2 separate regions of the Homo sapiens genome follow, and region 1 is linked to region 2. Evidence: chromatin loops called from intact Hi-C (ENCODE). Cell type or tissue: IMR-90. All regions are shown on one strand. Each heading gives the region's core, and the rest is flanking DNA. Links, peaks and the distances in the headings are about the cores only. Region 1 overlaps ASB10 (ankyrin repeat and SOCS box containing 10). Region 2 has its middle 53 kb from the start of AOC1.

What was found. Hi-C counts contacts between places; a loop is a spot of excess contacts. Peaks named below come from ENCODE experiments on the same cell type or tissue, not always from the same donor. Only the 100,000 strongest peaks of a DNase experiment are listed, where the experiment ranks them.
Region 1: it touches region 2 in a loop (7-fold over the local background); 12 of 110 quality-filtered maps call a loop at or near these places.

The regions. Positions count from the first base shown.
Region 1 is chr7:151,169,265-151,177,291 of GRCh38, reverse strand. It overlaps ASB10 (ankyrin repeat and SOCS box containing 10), which reads left to right. Exons shown (of 6, transcript NM_001142459.2): 4 at 616-729; 5 at 995-1,180; 6 at 1,326-1,594. The coding sequence ends at 1,180. Among named protein-coding and RNA genes, the nearest start is that of GBX1, 5.6 kb to the right of the region's middle. RefSeq lists an enhancer at 2,236-2,530 and a silencer at 2,236-2,530. In IMR-90, for the core only: a CTCF peak has its summit at 4,556 (motif pointing right); no DNase peak of the experiment used is centred there; H3K27me3 peaks cover 604 bases.
Region 2 is chr7:150,902,289-150,908,338 of GRCh38, reverse strand. No RefSeq gene overlaps it. Among named protein-coding and RNA genes, the nearest start is that of AOC1, 53 kb to the right of the region's middle. In IMR-90, for the core only: no CTCF peak of the experiment used is centred there; a DNase peak (open chromatin) is centred at 4,448; H3K27ac peaks cover 718 bases.

The DNA.
Region 1 (8,027 bases), core at 3,174-5,673, 270 kb before region 2:
CCTTGCAGGGACAACAGTGAAGAGTTCATACATGTCAAGTGCTAGAAATCATCTGGCCTGAGTTATGCACAATAGAAAGGTTAGCTGCTGTATTGGCTTCCTGGATCAAATGAAGTACCACAAAGTGGGTAGCTTAAAGCAACAGAAATGGAGTTCCCTTACAGCAGTGGAGGCTGGAAGTTTGAAATGCATATGTGGGCAGGGCTGGCTCCTTCTGGAGCTTCTGAGGGAGAATCTGTTCCATGGTGCTCTTGTAGCTTCCAGTGGTTTCCCACAATCCTTGGTGTCCTTTGACTTGTACATGTGTCACTCCACTCCACTGTCTGCCTTTGTCATCACGTGGCCTTCTTTTCTGTGTCCGTGTCTGTGCCTCTGTTTTCTCTTCTTATAAGAACACCAGTCATATTGAATAGGGCCCACCCTAATGACCACATTTTAACCTGATTAACATTTGCAAAGACCCTATTTCCAAATAAGGTCCCATTCATAGGTACAGGGGGATAGGTCTTCAATATATCTTTTGGGGAACAAAGTTCAACCCACAACAACTATTCTGGAGCTGTCTGGTCACTGTGTGGACTGACTGAGGACCCAACATGCCTCTGCCTCCCACAGGTGCTGGAGCGCTGGAGCACGTGCCCTCGGACCATCGAGGTCCTGATGAACACCTACAGTGTTGTGCAGCTTCCCGAGGAGGCCGTCGGCCTGGTGACTCCTGAAACTCTGCAGGTCAGATTCCAAGGCCCTGAACATAGAGCTTCTCATCCTGGTCCCAAGACTCCCACCCGCTAAACCGCAGCCCCCCATAGAAAGTACCCAAAGATGCACTCATGTCCCAGAAGAGAGAACTTGCAGAGTGAACACTCAAACATTCATTGTTTCTAATAGGTTCCTTCCGGTAGATGCCCCACCCCTCACCAGCCTACCCTGTGAGGAGGAGCCGGTGCTACCTGTCTGAGGCTGCCTCTCACTGAGCCCCTTGTTCTGCCCCCAGAAACATCAGCGTTTCTACTCCTCCCTCTTCGCCTTGGTGAGGCAGCCCAGGTCGCTGCAGCATTTGAGCCGCTGTGCGCTCCGCTCCCACCTGGAGGGCAGCCTGCCCCAAGCGCTGCCCCGCCTCCCCCTGCCACCGCGCCTGCTCCGCTACCTGCAGCTGGATTTTGAGGGCGTGCTCTACTAGGTGAGCCCCGGGATCTGTGAGCAGTCACAGCTGCTTGGGGTCCAGGGATGTGTGGAAGGCAAGAGAAGGGTTGGGGAGGGCCCTAGCCAGAACCGGCCCGTCCCCGAACCACCAGAAGCCTCTGAATCCAAACCTCTCCTTCCAGATGTCCATGGCCTTTTGAGAGGGCCTGAAAGCAGATGCCCCAGCCTGCAGAGGGCGCGCCTCTGCACTAACTCAGGCCAGGTAGCCCTGGCAGCAGGAGGCCCAGCTCCGCAGGCAGGTGTGGATGCTGCAATTCCCAATGCAGAGAAGCGGACCGACAGCGGCAGCCGGGTGATGTCTGATGAAGACACACTCCTACTGGGGCTCTCCTGAGGCCCCCTTCTAGCCTGTGCAAACCCTGTATGTGCATTAAAAATCTCCAGGTCTGTGTTTGGTGCTGTCTCCAACAGACCTTCCTCTGAACTGGCTCCCTTGCAGGGGAGTCGGGATGGGCGGACTGACAGGGGCTCCCTGCCTGCCCCACGGTTCCAGCTGAATCACCTTCCCCTTTGGCATCAGCCGGCTGCTAAGGGGTCCCAGGCTTGCCAGCTCCATGAAATGACAGAATGACCGCCAGGTGAGAACGCGTTTGAAAAGGCCTAAAGGAGGTGCAGGGTGCACATGGAGGCAGTGCAGAGAGTTGGGCAGGAAGGCACAGGAACCCTTGGGGTAGGAAGGTGAGGAGGCAGGAGAGCCACCCGGAAGGAGGGGCATGTGGGGTGGCCGATCGCAGAGGGTAACCATGGCTCAGGTGACAGCGAAAGGCCCAGGTTTAGAAAAACAGAACCAGTTCTGCCTATTGCCTGACACGGTAGGTCAGGGAGCACCAGAAGCATGCCTGGTTCCTGCCTCTTTTATCTGCTCCTTCCTTAAATTTAGCTCTGGCCGCAAGAGCGCTGAGTTGAAAGTTCCATGACACAGGTTCTGGTCTTAACTCTGCCATTAACTTGTGGAACGTAAGTCTCTTCCCTCTCTGGGATCACGTTTCTGCATCTGTAAAAAGAGAGGGAGGAGAGTCCCTGAGGGTCATTGCAGTATCAGGATTTTCAGAACCTGCCAGAGGCCCCAGCAGTCGGGAGCTGCCTGCAACCACAGGCGAAGGGCAGGTGGTCGGGACAGAGCAGCCAATCAAGTGCACCGTGATCCCTGACGTCAAGGGTCGCTGGACAGAGTTCCCCCAGGCGGCGGAGTGCGCAAGCGCTGGAGCTCGCGACTTTCCCGCCAACCGGCACTAGCGAGGCGACGAAGGGCGGGGCCAGGAGGGCGCGAAGGGACAGGGGTTGGGGCCTGGAGGGCGCGAGGCGGCAGGGGGCGAGGCCTGGAGGTCGCGAGGCTTTAGGCCGCGCGGACCAGAGCCCGAAGCCGGGTTAGGCGTTGAGAGGCGGCTGAGGAGAAGCGGAGAGGAAGTGAGGGGGCCCGGATTCCCACCCTGGCCTCACGGACCTTGGGCTGACCGGTCTGTCTGGCTTCAGGTACTAGGGCGCGGCTCTGGGACGCGGGTGCGGGTGGGCAAGCGGTGGAGGCTCCTCGCTGTGGAAACCCCAGGCGGACCCCGACCGCACAGGCCCCACCTCGCGGGCAGGAAGCGGCTGCCCCAAGACATGGGCGGGAACCTGGTGCGCGAGGCCCACTCCTGTCGAGGGCCTGCGGGGCGCCCCGTGGAGACCGCGGCTCGGGTGGGGGTCCCGGGGGACGCCCTAGTGCTCGATGGTTTGTTCCGCAGCCGTTCCAGGGCCTGCTGCGTTCAGGCACCGCCGCACGGGGGCAAGGACTGCCCTCCAGGCCCCCACCAGGGTCCGCTTGCGCGGGGTAGCCGGAGCGCGGCGCACAGGAGGAAGCGGCAGGTGCTGCCGAGCCCGGGGAGAGACGTGCGGGATGGGGGGTTGGCAGTCGGTGACAGGGAAACCTGCTCTCTGAGGAGGTGACATTTAGCCTGAGACCTGAGTAGAGCAGATCAGTAGGAGTGGCAGGACGGACCGTCCTGGCTGCGGGCGTGGGTCGGGGGGCACCTGCGGCGGTGGTCCAGGCCAGAGGTGGTCGCGGCGGGCGAGATTCGGGATCCCTGGGAAGAACTGGGGGGCCGCCGCTGGGGGGGATGTAGGGGGCTGCAGAATAGCGCTGTCTAGGGCGACTCGCAGGTTTTTGGCTTGGACCCCTGGACGGTGGTGCCAGATGCTAAGATGGGGAAGACGAGGAAGTAACGGGAAGCAGAAGGCCGTTGCTGGGGAGATGGCACTGGAGCCGCCTAGGAAGCATCTCAGAGGCTGTGGCCCTTGGCACGGGGATCTGGGGCCAGGTCGAGCGCAGGTCTGGGTATCATGCGAGTGCGGGCTCGCTGGTGCGGGAAAGAGTTTGGAGCTCTGCTCCCAGGGAATCCCGACTCCCGCAGATGACTTGCCCGAGAGAGTCCTGCTGGTGGATTTTGATGGAAATTCTATTTGATCGCACCCACTTGGTTCACTGTGTGCTTCCGGGTCCCCAGGTTTTAGGTGCTTCATGCCCTGCTGGGAACGAGACACGCTCCTGCCCTCAGTGAATCTTCAGTCTAGTCTGAGAAACAAGGGTGTGAACAACCAGTTAGAATACAAGGGGCAATAGGATGAATGCAAGATAAACGTGGGAGCAGGAGCTGGGGGCATGAAGAGGAGGGTGAGGAATGGGGTTGAGATCTGGGAGGGCGTCCCAGAAGAAGGACCCTCCTCTAAAGTGATAGGAAGATGGGGGAGGATTTCTGGCCACATCTGGAGAGCCTGCGATCATGGGATGCCTTTTTAAGGACGGGGAAGGGAAGAAAGGCGATGTGGAGTGGTGGCTGTGAAGGGGCTGTGCACAACTTCACATATTGTCCCCTTAGCGGGCAATGTCAGGAGGGTCCTCACTGGGGTTAGACATTCAGACTCTTGCGAGCCAGGGCGCTCCCTCCCCAGCCTCCTGGCTGTTGGTCCCGCGGGCCCAGAACCTCTCCCTGGTAATTGCTTTTCGTAATGTGTTTGCTCCAAACCAATTTCACGCCTCCGTGAGGACTCCGCCCTGCACTGAGGCGCGGACCTCCCCACCACCAACCTACCCGCGTGTGAACGCGCGGGCTCATACATACTGTACACATTTAACACAACAGAAATACAGGGTTCGGGTACCGGGGCACACTAAACATACTTAACCCTACACTCACGCACACTAGACGTTAAGACACTCACGTACAACCCCCCGTCCCCAAACAGTGCATTCACAGTTAAGCATCTAGAGGCGTCCCGCGCGCTCGCCCTTGGATGCTCCGTTAGTGGTTTCTTTGCCCTCGGCGCGTCTCCTGGACTGTCGCCAGGGGGCGCTGCAGCACCCCGCACCTCCTTCGCCGTGCCCGCAGTTGTGCGCTGCTGCCACCAGAGGGCACCCGCGGCCAGGCCCGACGCTGCCCACCATGAGAGGACTTTCTCTGGCCAATGAGTGGATTGGAGGTATAGATTTGTGGTCTTTGACTTGAATACTTTGTTTTTTTCTTAGCATCCTTGGTGCTGGTTGGCAACACAGGTCAGGCCAGATGATGAGGCCGCGGTGGGCACAGAGGGTAGATTAAAGATAAAATTCCTCTGTAGGAGCATTTCCCAAATGTCAGAGAATATGGACAAAGCAGCACTTTCAGAATTCTGTTTCGGACAATGAGACCAGGTACTTGCCCATAATGCGTCTGTTCAGGAATTCAGTAGGAGAATCATAGTTTTTTGCTGGTAAAGAAAGGAACTAGCTCTGTTCAGATTTGACAGAGGTAAGGTCTGTACTTGATACTGATGAGAGAGTGAAGTAGTTTTTGGAGTGCTCTGGATTTCAGGGAAAATGAGTCCCCTTCCTTTCTTCGCCACTCTACTCTTTGTCTATTTAGTGCAGGAAGAACTCGTTTTGGAAGGTGTTTTTTCATATTCAATTGACTCTTGCCCTTGCTTTTTGACTAGACAAAGTTTTTTTTTTTGAGACGGAGTCTGACTCTGTCGCCCAGGCTGGAGTGCAGTGGTGTGATCTCTGCTCACTGCAAGCTCCGCCCTCTGGGTTCACACCATTCTCCCGCCTCAGCCTGCCCAGTAGCTAGTACTACAGGTGCCTGCCACCACGCCTGGCTAATTTTTTGTATATTTAGTAGAGACGGGGTTTCACCGTGTTAGCCAGGATGGTCTGGATCTCCTCACCTCGTGATCCACCCGCCTCAGCCTCCCAAAGTGCTGGGGTTACAGGCGTGAGCCACCACGCCCAGCCCTTGTTGTTCTTATTTGTAAGACAGGGTCCTGCTCCGTCACCCAGGCTAGAGTGCAGTGGCACAATCTCTGCGCACTGAAGCCTCAACCTCCCCGGCTCAAGTGATCCTCCCACCTCAGCCTCCTGAGTAGTTAGGACTACAGGCATGTGCCACCATGCCTGGCCAATTTTTAAATTTTTTTTTATAGAGACGGGATCTCACTATGTTGCCCAGGCTGGGCTTGAACTCCTGGTCTCAAGTGGTTCTCTCACCTGGGCCTCCCAAAGTGTCGGGATTACAGACATAAATCATTGTACCCAGCCAGAGTAGATATTAATCACTCTCCCTCACAGATGGAGATGTCAAAGAGGGGTCAAGGTCACAGGGCCCAGTGAGGGGTCAGAAGAGGAATTTGATTCCAGGTCTTTTTCCTTTAGCCAGTGCTTCTTTCCATTTACCATGTGGCCTCAGTTCTATGTTCTATGAAAGGGCAGGGAAAGGAAATGGGTTGCTGCAGTTGCCACTATGTATGCCAATGTTACGGAATGTCAAGGACTTCACAGAAGTCACACTTCGTATCTCTAGCATGGCAAGGGAACAGATAGAGGATATAAATGGGTTATGAAATACAGTATCTAACAAACACAAACCACACCAGGTCAGTAGAAGTACTTAAGGTCTCACCTGCCTCTGTTCAGAATTGGTGGCCCACTGGGATTTGTTGGCACTAAGTTTTAAGTATGTACTTCCTGGCCAGGCGCAGTGGCTCATGCCTATAATCCCAGCACTTTGGGAGGCCGAGGCAGGCAGATCATGAGGTCAGGAGTTCGAGATCAGCCTGGCCAACGTGGTGAAACCCTGTCTCTACTAAAAACACAAAAATTAGCCGGGCATGGTGGCAGGCGCCTGTAATCAGAGCTACTTGGGAGGCTGAGGCAAGAGAATCACTTGAATCCGGAAGGAGGAGGTTACAGTGAGCCAAGATCATGCCACTACACTCCAGGCTGGGCAACAGAGCGAGACTCCATCTCAAAAAAAAAAAAAAAGTAGGTACTTCCTGTGCCAGCTTGAGTAGAGAATCCACTTTACTGAGTATAGTTCTAAGCAATAAGCTCTTGGCATGAACTAGGCGACATATATCTTCAAGATCAGAGGGTTATTTTATTTATTTATTTTTTGAGATGGAGTTTCCCTCTTGTTGCCCATGCTGGAGTGCAGTGGTGCGATCTCGGCTCACTGCAACCCACCTCCCAGGTTCACGCGATCTCCTGCCTCAGCCTCCCAAGTAGCTGGAATTACAGGCATGTGCCACTATGCCCAGCTAATTTTGTATTTTTAGTAGAGATGGGGTTTCACTATGCTGGTCAGGCTAATCTCGAACTCCTGACCTCAGGTGATTCACCCACCTCGGCCTCCCAAAGTGCTAGGATTACAGGCATGAACCACCATGCCCAGCCCAGAGGGTCTTTAAGACATTTTTTAGAGACAAGGTCTCCCTCTCTCACCCAATCTGGAGTACAGTGGTGTGATTATAACTCATTCTAACCTCCAAATCTTGGGCTCAAGCAATCCTCCCGCCTCTGCCTCCCAAGTAGCTGGAGCTACAAGTGTGTGCCACCGTGCTTGGCTAATACAATCAGAGGGTCTTTTAATCTTGAGTCCTTGACATACCAGAATGTGACAGGCTTCTTAAAGTGGCCTTTTATTGAAGGGACTGGTGGAAGAGAGATGTTTCAATATATATCCTTTTGAGCTTTTGGAACTTGGTACTATGTGATTTTATTACCTATGCAATAAATGAATGCAATTACTTTTAAAAATGGTTCTTCCTTCATGCCTTATTTGGCTGATCCTGTAACTGCTCATACAGGTTTAATTTCAGTTTTGTAGCCCAAAGTTGCCTCAATTTGTCAAGTCAGTAAGCCTCTGTTATGTATCCAACACCGATAAGCCCTCTCACTTTAAAAATACAATATACTTTTGAAGCTTCATCTTGCATGTTGGTATGGTAAAGTGCTTGGTTAATTTAGCAAAGGGGTGTTCTGAAGAGTATCTTTAGACAAGTTCTTTAGTAGTGAGTTGGAGTTAAGCTAAGGCACCTCTTCTTTCTCCATTGTGACATCTTACCACCAGACTCGTTCCTTAGAAATTTCACTGGTTTAATGTGGAGCCCAAGGTAGATCAAGACTGCATGGAAATGACACTCTTCTCTGTTCACTTCTCTGATGAATTGTCAGTTAAGGCATAACCAAAAAACTCCCTTCTTGAGTCCTGCCCCCTTCCTCAGTCCACCCTGGTGACAGTGTCTTTCAGGTACTGATTTAAATACATCAGCCTGACTTTAACAGTGTTCACTAGGCTAACACAACACTCCTGATTTGGGACAAATGTCACTGAGACCCAGAGTTCCCTCCTGCCCTGCTCTGTCTTGGCCGGGCAATCCTGGAACTTGTGTAGGTTTTCGTCCTCGCTGGAGCCAAATCACTTCCCCTACCTAGACTGCATCTTCCTAAACTTGCCTGGCTTTACTGTTATCAGTTTTAACTAGCTTGGCTCTACCCAGCCTCACCTGAATAACAATTTCCTTGTGACCAGATG
Region 2 (6,050 bases), core at 2,965-5,464:
GTCTCACTATGTTGCCCAGGATGGTCTTGAACTCCTGAGCTCAAGTGATTCTCTTGCTTTGGCCTCCCAAAGTGCTAGGATAACAGGTATGAGCTATGGTGGCCGGCCATTAATACTTACTCACTTTTAGACATTGCAAATGCCTTTTTCTAATCAGGCTTCCATATGTTAGTTTTGTCTATGGTATTCTTTATTGATTGATTGATTGAGACAGGATCTTGCTATGTCACTCAGGCTGGAGCACAGTGGCACAAACATGGCTCACTGACACTTCAACTTCCTGGGCTCCAGTGATCCTCCCAGACTCTCCAGTAGTTGGGACCACAGGCATGTGCCACCATGCCCAGCTAATTTTTGTATTTTTGGTAGAGACGGGGTTTTGCAGTGTTGCCCAGGTTGTCTCAAACTCCTGAGCTCAAGCAATCCAACCACCTTGGCCCCCCAAAGTGCTGGGATTATAGGTGTGAACAACTGCACCTGGCCTTGTCTACGGTATCCCTTAAATAGAAATTCTTTTTGCCCCTGAATGGTCATAATAAGTTAACTTTTACCTATGGTGGGTCCTCCAGAGTGCTGAGTTGTATCAATTAGATTTTTTAAAAAATAAATTTGATTGTGTATATTTAAGGCATACAACATGATGTTACGAGATCCATGTAGATAGTAAAATAATTACTATAGTGAAGTAAAGTAACATATCCATCATCTTATATTAGCACTTTTTTTTTGGTAAGAGTAGTTACAATATACTCATTTAGCAAAAATTCCCAATGTGATACACTATTAGTAACCAAAGTCCTCATGTCTGGATCTTTAGATTTGTCCATCCTACATATCTGCTATTCTGTGTACTTTGACTCACATCTTCCCATTTCTTTCTCCCACCTTACTCCTGGTAACCACTGTTTTATTCTCTATCTCTGTGTATTTGCCTTTCTTTCTTTTTTTCTTTTTTAAGATTCCACATATAAGTTTGATCCACTATATTTGTCTTTCTGTATCTGGCTTATTTCAGTTAGCATAATGTCCTCCAGCTCTGTCTACATTGTGTCAAATGGCAGGATCTCCTTTATAAAGCCTAATTAATATTCCACTGTGTATACATACCATAGTTTCTTTATCCATTTGTCCACTGACAGACATCTAGGCTGTTTCTGTATCTTGGCTATTGTGAATAATGCTGCAATGAACTTGGGAGTGCAGATATCTTTATGAGGTGGTGATCTCATTTTCTTTGGGTATATGGCCAGTAATGGGATTGCTGGATTATAAGGTAATTTTATTTTTAATTTTTTTGAGGAGCTTCTATATTGTTTACTATAATGGCTAAACGAGCTTATATTCTCACCAGTAGTGTACAAGGAAGGTTCCCTTTTCTCCACACCAACACCAACACTTGTAATCTCTAGTCTTTTTGGTAATGGTCACCTTGACAGATGTGAGGTGGTATCTCATAGTGGTTTTGATTTGCATTTACCTGATCATTAGTGATGTCGGGCATCTTTCATATATCTGCTGGCCATTTCTATGTCTTCTTTGGAGAAATGTTTATTCAGGTTCTTTGCCCATTTTTAAAGTGGATTGTTTGTTGTTTTTGCTGTTGAGTTGTATGCGTTTTTAAAAGGCATTTTCGATATTAACTCCCTATTAGATACATGGTTTACAAATATTTTTCTCTGATTTGTTGGTTGCCTTTTTTTTTGTTGTCGATTGTTTGCTTTGCTGTGCAGAAGCTTTTTAGTTTGATGCGGTCCCATTGATTTATTTTTGCTTTTGTAGCCTGAGTTTTGGTGTGGTATCCAAAAAGTCATTGCCAGGGCCAATGTCGAAAACTTTTTCCCGCTTGTTTTCTTCTAGGAGTTTTATGGTTTCAGGTCTTACCTTTAAGATCTTTTATCCATTTTGAGTTGATTTTTGTGTATGGTGTAAGACAAGAGTCCAGTTTCATTCTTTTGCATTTGGAAATCCAGTTTTGAATATAAATTCTTAATTTTTATATAGGGAAAACATCAAGTTTTGCCTTATAGTTTGTGCTTTTTAGGTCTTTCTTATGAAAGCTTCCCTGAATCCAACCCCAGGTATCAAATACATGATTGTAATTTTTTCTATTGCCTTTATAGTTACATCTTTCACATTGAGATCTTTAATTCACCTGGAGCCCACCTCTGCATATGGGTGTGGTGGGAATCCAACACCCTCCACCCCCTATTAAGGAGCTAGTTTTCTCAGCAATCATTTGCTACACATGTTCTTCTTTCTACACTGACTTGTGGTGGCTTCTCTGCCATAAACCAAGTTCTTGTACACACGTGGGTCTATATCCAAGTTCTCTATTTTGGTTTATGATGCCAGCACTTTACCTTCTTATTACTATGATTTTTGGGTTATCTTCCTTCTGGTGAGATACATTCTTCTTGGCTCATCTGGGATCTGTGGAAGGGTGAGTAAAAGCAAATCTTTCTGTCCTTTTCTTCGGAGTCCCTAAGCTCCACAATAGTCAAAATGAAAGAAAAATACCGGGCCTCTGACAGCCAGTTAAAAGCGAACAGTGCGGCTGCCGGACTTAAGGCATGGAGGATGGCCAGAAGATGAAGAGGGCAGAGAGATGATGGGACAGGACGACCAGCTGCAGAGAGGAGTACCCTCTACGCTGAGAGCTGCAGAGAGGAGTACCCTCTCTGCTGAGAGCTGCAGAGATGACCAGTGTGCAGAGAGGAGCTACCCTGTCTGCTGAGAGTTTCAGAGACCTGCAGAGACCTCCGAATGACTTGCCTGCAGACAGGAGCCACCCTCTCCAGGCCTCCTCTGCTGAGAGAGGAACACTCAACGGAGGACCTGCCTATAGAAAGGAGCTACCCACTCCTCTGAGCTGTTCTAACACTAAATAAAACTCTTCTTCTTTACCCATCACTTGTCTGTGTACCTCATTCTTCCTGGACACAGGACAAGAACTCGGGCAAAGGCGCCGTGGCCACAGAGGTTTCCAGTCAGAAAAGTCGACACCCCAGAGATCCTGTAACATCTTTAAAAAAATTATGGTAGTAATTTGGGAACTTTTATTCTTCCTTATAAATTTTAGAATAAATGTATTGCATTCCTAAAAAAGGACAGTTGGAGTTTGATTAGGACGACAATTGTGGTAATAATTGGGTAGAATTGATACTTTAATATTAAGTTGTCCAATCCAACAACACAGATTATTCTGTTTATTTAGATCCACTTTTATCTCCTTTATTAGAGGGTAAAAATTTCCTTTACAGAGGACTAGTATATTTTTTTTCAGGCATTTTATAGGTTGTGTTGCTGTTATGAAAGGTATCCTATTTTCTTATATGTATATATGTCTTATTTTCTCCTATATATTATAGGTGGTTAATGTGGTATAGACAAAGTGTTATTGGTCTTTGTAAGTTGACTTTACATCCATCCAGCAACCCTGTTATTAGTTTTAATAATTAGTTGAAATTTCTATGTAAATTTTCATATAGTCCACAAATAACATTTTAATCTCTTTCCTCCTTCCGACTTCTACACCTCCCATTTCCTTTTCTTGTTTTATAACAGTGGCCCTGACTCTGGCTCTTTGTTACATAGCAGCAATGCTAACAGGCACCTTATCTTCTTGCCAATCTAGATGGGGATGTTTCTAAGGTTTCTCCATTGGATGTGATATTTGCTTGGGGTTTTGGTATGCCGTCTTTAAAAGTTGAGGTGATTCTATTCAAATTCTAGTTTTCTGAATTACTCTTTGGCTCTTTGCCATGAAGGGCTGCCTGTCCCTCATGCCCTTGGCCCACAGAGCACAGCCAGGCTTCCGCCATGCCACCACAGGCAACTCCATGACTTACAAGCTGGTGGCTTACAAACAGGATGTCACTCCTCCTGGGAAGCATCCTCCACCACTGTCCTGGAGGGACATAGCTCAGCCCAGGTGGAGGAGAGTGGTGATGCCCTCCTGTGACACACAGACACCTCATGCACACCTGTGACCTGTGGTACACAGGCAGGAGGGGTCATGGAGAGAAATGACATTGGCTGTGAAACAAGGTGATTTGGCCTCAAAGTTGGGACCTGCCATGTACTAGCTGTGTGACTGTGAACAATTTATTCAACCACTCTAAACCTCAGCTTCCACATTTGTGAAATGGGGAATCTAACTGTTCTTGGGGAAACCACGTGGTAGTTTGTTAAATAAAATAGCCAGCAAAAAGTATTCAGCAGAGTAATAACTGTCCGCTATTGTATTTGTAATCCATAAACGAATATCATTCACACATTATGAGCAGGGTAAATGCTCTTGATAAGAAGTTAAGCAAAAGCTATATATAGACTAAGTCGACGTTTGTTTTAAAATTTGCATAAGTAAAAGACCGAGGAGAAATAGATCCTTTATATTTGTGTTTTCGAATTTTTCTGTAGTGAGCACATGATTACCTCATAAATCTCTGAAACATGTTTTATGGAAACAGAAAGCCCAGTGTGACTCAGCAGTGCCAAGGCTGCCAAGAGAGCTGGCGGTGGCCCGGCCGCTTCAGCGGAAACAGTGCCCGCACCTGGAGGTCCTGGGCCTGCCACCCTGGGCCCTGGCTGGAGCCCAGCTACACCAGCGCTTTGTTTAGCTCTGGGCATAGGTAGCCATGGAGACCCTGAGTGCCACGGTGGAACAAGAATGTGGCGAGTGTGTGAAGGCCACAAAATCTGCAGGACAAGAGGGCTGAGAAAGCCAGGAGGGGTGATGTGGGATGGGAAGAAGCAGGGAGCCCCCCGCCCGGTAGGCTTAGGGGGGTAGGGGAGAGGGGGAGAAGAGAGAGGGACAAATAGAGACAGAGAAAGAGAGAGAGAGGTATGGAGAGAGAGATGGAGAGAGGCCGGGCGTGGTGGCTCACGCCTGTAATCCCAGCACTTTGGGAGGCAGAGGCGGGCGGATCACGAGGTCAGGAGATTGAGACCATCCTGGCTAACACGGTGAAACCCCGTCTCTACTAAAAATACAAAAAATTAGCCGGACGTGGTGGTGGGCGCCTGCAATCCCAGCTACTCAGGGGGCTGAGGCAGGAGAATGGCGTCAACCTGGGAGGCAGAGCTTGCAGTGAGCCGAGATCACGCCACTGCACTCCAGCCTGGGTGACAGAGCGAGACTCCGTCTCAAAAAAAAAAAAAAAAAAAGAGAGATGGAGAGAGAGGAGGAGGTGAAGGAGAAGGAGGAGGAGGGAGTCCCAGCGTGAGGAGGCGCTTCTGCTGTGGCCGTCTGACCTCAGGGCCCACCTATTGCTTTCCTCGTGCCTGGCCCCAGCATGTTCTTCTGGGCACTGCCCTCCCCACTCAGCCACAATGTTCCTACAGGTCCGTCCATTGCCCCATGGTCCATGGTCCTGAGCCCTGAGATGTCTTTCTTGGGAGTTTGCAAACTGGCCTGGGAATAGAGACTCTCTCTCAGGCTGCAGGGCCTGCAGTGTCCTCAAAGGCCATGGCCCTGCAAGAGGAAAAAGATGAGAATGAAATCAACCAGTTCAGGCGTGAGCGCCCGGCCAGCTCCTCCCAGAGGCAGGTCCCTGCCCTTCTCCAGGGTCTGGTTGTTGAACGTTCCTTCACTGGGCTCGACTCCCAGGCATCTTGTCAAAGTTCATCTCCTTTTTCTTGATCTTGTTCAAGTTGAAGTTTTATCACTTGCAACCAAAAAGGTCCTGAGTAACACAAAATGACCGGTATCAGTGGTAAAGAGGAGCCTGAAGGAGAGGCTCCAGGAGAGGGTGGCCTGGGAAAGACATTGTAAAGGTGTGGCTCCTGGGGATGGGGGTGGGGCCCCAGCTGCCTGTGCTGGGTGTGCACATGCTCTGTCTCTCTGTCTCTCTCTGAGTCTCTATCTCCCTCCCTCTGAGTTTTCATCTCTGTCACTCTGTCTCATTTTCTCAGCTCAGTAGAGACATTGGCCCTCTTTTCCAAGCTCCCTATTTTGCCCTGTCTCCTTCACTCTCTGCTGCTGACCCGCTGCTAATATGCTCTGCCTCAGCAGCCTCCCCACCCCGCAGCCCAACTGTTCCCGCGCCATC